2 separate regions of the Homo sapiens genome follow, and region 1 is linked to region 2. A link is a loop called in an ENCODE intact Hi-C map of the cell type or tissue named here. Cell type or tissue: Caco-2. All regions are shown on one strand. Region 1 overlaps MYO10 (myosin X). Region 2 overlaps MYO10 (myosin X).

Region 1 (2,500 bases), 130 kb after region 2:
GATTTGCTTTTCCACAGGGGTGGGTATAGTATGTGTGGATCAGGCGAAATGAGATTAGCCCTGAGCTGAAGCTGGTAATGAGAACTCATTGTATGCTTTTGTCTGCTTTGGTAAATGTTAAAAACTCTAAAAAAAAAAAAAAAAAAAAAGTTGGAAAAGAAAGTAGTATTAAAGATTGATCTGGAGTCTGTAAGTCTGGCGATTTGAAGGTAAGAGTGAGAGATTGTGGCTCAGAGACCAGTGAAGTGCTGGCATAGACTGTCATTTCGATGGAACTAATGAATTGGGAAGAATAATGACAGTGGAAGAGTGGCTATTTCTCAGTTTTTCTGTACTAAACGTTGAAATATCCTAGGATGATTTTTGTTTGTTGACAGAATGGTTTATTAAAATTGTACTATTTCAGGCCGGGCGCGGTGGCTCACGCCTGTAATCCCAGCACTTTGGGAGGCTGAGGCCGGTGGATCACGAAGTCAGGAGATCGAGACCATCCTGGCTAACACGGTGAAACCGCATCTCCACTAAAAATACAAAAAATTCTCCGGGCATGGTGGCGGGCGCCTGTAGTCCCAGCTACTCTGGAGGCTGAGGCAGGAGAAGGGCATGAGCCCGGGAGGCGGAGCTTGCAGTGAGCCGAGATCACGCCACTGCACTCCAGCCTGGGTGATAGAGCGAGACTCCGTCTCAAATAAATAAATAAATAAATAAAATAGAATTTTACTATTTCAAAGGAAGTGATAAATGAGTTTGGTGTATTATCGAATAATTTCAATTATTAATACATTGACTCAGTATGTTTATTTTATATTAGAATGACAATTAAAAAATGAAAACCTCTAAGTTATTAGTCCTATGATTTATATTGTGTTTTTTAAATTATTGTTTCTAAGTGCCTAGAGTACTGAGAAATTTAAAGAATGACATAATAAGAGACTAAATCAACATATACTTTTTCTAATAGGACTCACTGCATTCCTTAATGGCAACGCTAAGCTCCTCTAATCCTTTCTTTGTTCGCTGTATCAAGCCAAACATGCAGAAGGTAAGATTGATGACAGTCCTAGGCTGGGATCTGTCTCGAGGGACACAGCCTCCTGGGGTGGTTACTCACAGATTTGGTTTCTCCAAAGTCCTTTCATTGTAGATGGTTGGAAATGGATATGACATTATTATAACTTGACATGAAATGAAAAAGTTCCCTTTGTCCCTTGGGCCTGTTAGTCTGCTTTTGAGTGATGTTATTAAGCTTTAGGGACATCTATTTGAAAAGGAAACATTGTGAAGCCTTTACTTTTTTTTTTTTTTAGCGTTTGGTTTAAAATTCTTGGGAAAAGTTTCAGAGTGTGATACATCATTTTACAGGAAATATTTGATGTGTGGTGGCTGATTTTTTTTTTAAAGTTTTTATTTGTCTTTCTTTCCTTCTTTTTTTTGCTTTATTGTTATTTTAAACACGATGAAGAGGCTTTAAGTAGTAATGCTAGATTTTAAGTACTTTAAATAGTTGTTTATAACTAATTAGAAAGCACTCTAAAGGTTGTCATAAGTATTAATGTCTTGGCTCTTTGATTTTAGCTTTCTAATTTCATAATCCGATTACAAGGAATGTGAGCTTAAAAAGGAAAAGCTACCTAAACAAAGAAACTATAGTGTTAGATATATGCAGTCGCTGAATCCACAGCTAATTAGGTAGCTTGTCTTAAAGTATTGTTAATACATTTAAATTATTTTGATTCAGCAAACAGCCTCTTAGGAATGCTTCTTATGTGAGAAAACCCCTACAAATTTTAATTGTAATGTAATTTTTATGTAATTTAATTGTAATGTAATTTTTATGTAATTTAATTGTAATGTAATTAAATTGTAAAATTTAATTGTAATTTTAAGAGCTAATGTTAAAGAACTAGATGCCATCCTCATAAGGTTTAAGGTAAAAAATCTGATCTGAACTGTTTCCCATGAGACTTGGTTTATTATATTCTGGTAATTTGACTGATGCTGGATCTTATCTTTTATAATGCCAACCAGTTGCCTTTGGCTTAATATTGCATGGATTCCTCATTTATAGTTTAAAGATGTATGCTTATAAGAACCACAGTAGCCGGGCATGGTGGCTCACGCCTGTAATCCCAGCACTTTGGGAGGTCGAGGTGGGCGGGTCACATGAGGTCAGGAATTTGAGACCAGCCTGGCCAACATGGTGAAACCCTATCTCTACTAAAAATACAGAAATTTGCTAGGCATGGTGTCACGTGCCTGTAATCCCAGCCACTCAGGAGGCTGAGGCACGAGAATCACTTGAACCCAGGAGGTGGAGGTTGCAGTGAGCCAAGATCTGCCACTGCACTCCAGCCTGGGAGATAGAGCCAGACTCTGTCTCCCAAAAAAAAAAAAAAAAAAAAAGGCCGGGCACGGTGGCTCACGCCTGTAATCCCAGCACTTTGGGAGGCCGAGGCGGGTGGATCACAAGGTCAGGAGATGGAGACCATCCTGGTTAACA
Region 2 (2,500 bases):
AATTCACCCATTATAGGTGCCCAGTAGAATGATTTTCAGCACATGTATATAATTGTGCAGCCATCACCACAGGGCAGTGTTAGGACAGATTTCCACCTTTTTCACTCAGTCACTGTCCCTCCCGCACCCAGCTCTGGGTAGCCATTCATCTATTGTCTGTGTCTATGGATTTGCCTTTTCCAGAAACTTCATATAAACGGAACCACACAATATGTAGCCTTTTGTATCTGGCTTCTTTCACTTACCATGATGTGTATGGTCCATCTTTGTTGGTGAATGTATCAGTGATTTTTTTTTTTAATTTAAATAACTGAGGAGTCTCATTGTATGGATTTATTCTGAGTATCTCTATACCAGTTACTAGACCTTTGAATTGTTTCCAGTATTTTTGCTGGTAAGAATATTGCTGCTATGAATATTTGCACACAAGACTTAAAAAAATTTTTTTTTGAGTAAACAACTAGGAGTTAAATTGTTGGGACATATATGATAAGATTATGTTTAGCTTTTTAAGAAATTGCCAAACCATTTTCCAAAGCAGATGTACCATTTTACATTCTCAGTTTCTCTACATCCTCACCAACATTTGATAAAGTCAGCCCCTTTTATTATATCCAGGAAATCATTGTTGGCAGTAGAAAATGGAACCTCTGTGAACCTTACGTTTGAAGAAAGGGACGGTATTGCCTCTCTGTCTTATAGGATTGCTTTAAAGTTCAAAGGGGGATAGGAATTTATGCATAAGTGCTTTATATTGCAGAAACATTTCTGGTGATTATGTACAGAAAAATTTTTAGCCATTATATTAACACTCACATATTTGTCTCAGAAATTAAGATGCAAACTTGTCCACGTTTTAATAAAATGTGTATGTTATGATCAAACTTGTTCCACCTGCTTATAAAGGCAATTTTTTAATCAAATTGTGAGCCTTTTCCATATGCTAGGTTGCCTATATAATGTATTAAATTATCAGCCTTATTTAACAATGACTGAATGTAATAGTTTGCATACGGTGGGCAAATTTTTCTTTCCCACTCCAACTTAGATGGTCTGGTAAATGTCTGCCTGTGACTTTGTTTTCAAATGCTTGTGGGTGGCCTCTTTCGGACCTGGGCACATGTGTTCTAATAGAGTGGAAGTAGAAAGATTGGGGTCTCAGAGAAAGCACCAGGAACAATCTATGTAAAAAATACCTATTTCAGCAGTTTAACTTTGCAATTCCGATTCTATGAAAATTGCCAGTTAATACTTTTTCAAAGAACAAAGGGGGTGTTTTGAATGCATTTCCCTTCCCACCTGTGGAAGACAGCTGTTTGTGATAGACCTAGGAAAACTGGCCAATGGGCTGTGGATTTGAAATCTGGGCTGGATTTTGTAAAAGTTGCTTATCAGCAGTTCTTCACACCTGTTGGAGAAGACCTTTGGACTGCAGGAGCTGAACTGTGTATTTGATCATAAAGCACTGTGTCAACAAAGGGCTTTTGTAGTACTTTCAAACGAAAGGGTAAAGAGACCCACAGTGAGATGCTAAGTCAAAGAAACTGCACGCTGGAGTGAAAAAATATGTTCTGGATGGCCTGTGGAAGCCAAAAGGGTACATATTAATCCTGCTGACAGTTTATATTAATTTGATAATGTTGCATAATCTCAATTTCATTCTTACTAAATAGACAATTTTGATTGGGAAACAGGTGTGTGAAATCCTTTTTAATGAAAACAATGCTAGTGATGGTCACAATACACAGAAAGCTTTGGACTAGGGGTTCTGGGTTGGAGTTACACTGGGAGTTATTGTTTCCTGATTTTAACCTAATGAGTAAAAGTTCTTGCCTTATATCACTTTGAACATTTTCATTGCTGCGAGCATGGGCGTGTATGTGTGTTGGGAGGTGTATATTTAAAAGCTTTCAAATATTGCAGTCCCTGACATGTGAATTAAAGAGAGGCCGAAAAAAGTCATCAGGCACTTGAAATCTTTTTCTAGAATGTTACAAATAATGTGGCTTGGGTATGGAGTGATATTTGAGAGACCAGCGTCGTAGCAGATGCCTGAAGTCAGTGTTCTTTTTGGAAGCAGCTGTTTGCTAATAAAGAAATCAGGACTGACAGGCAGTTGTTAAGTCTCATTCTTCATGTGTGTTATCAGTGTCTCAGGCTGAAGCAAGAGTAGGGGGTGAGGGACTTGTGTGCAAATAGGTACTGGCCCCTGTTGGTGCTGTGTGTTCTTTACATAGGCAGGCCTCAGGATTTATATAGGAGCACTTAATATTCATTTTTGATGCTATTTTCCATCTTTATAGCAGAGGATTTAAACTCCTGTTTGGAGCATCTTTGAAGATCTATGAATGGAGTAAACAACTTAGAATCTCCATAGCATGTACCAGGGAAATGAGTGCCTATGGGGAGGGCCTCTTATAGATAAGGTCACAATAGGGGATACTAGGAGAGTCGTATAACTCTCCGGGGAACTCTGTGAGTTGGTCAGTGGGGAAAGGAG

What was found. Peaks named below come from ENCODE experiments on the same cell type or tissue, not always from the same donor. Only the 100,000 strongest peaks of a DNase experiment are listed, where the experiment ranks them.
Region 1: it touches region 2 in a loop (2.7-fold over the local background); 1 of 110 quality-filtered maps calls a loop at or near these places.

What each region holds. Positions count from the first base shown.
Region 1 is chr5:16,753,370-16,755,869 of GRCh38, reverse strand. MYO10 (myosin X) reads left to right here. Exons shown (of 41, transcript NM_012334.3): 19 at 962-1,042. Among named protein-coding and RNA genes, the nearest start is that of RETREG1, 140 kb to the right of the region's middle. RefSeq lists enhancers at 30-670, 671-1,311. In Caco-2, no CTCF peak of the experiment used is centred here; a DNase peak (open chromatin) is centred at 1,049.
Region 2 is chr5:16,880,373-16,882,872 of GRCh38, reverse strand. The region is part of intron 1 of MYO10 (myosin X); the gene reads left to right. Among named protein-coding and RNA genes, the nearest start is that of MYO10, 55 kb to the left of the region's middle. In Caco-2, no CTCF peak of the experiment used is centred here; DNase peaks (open chromatin) are centred at 1,382 and 2,172; H3K4me3 peaks cover 365 bases.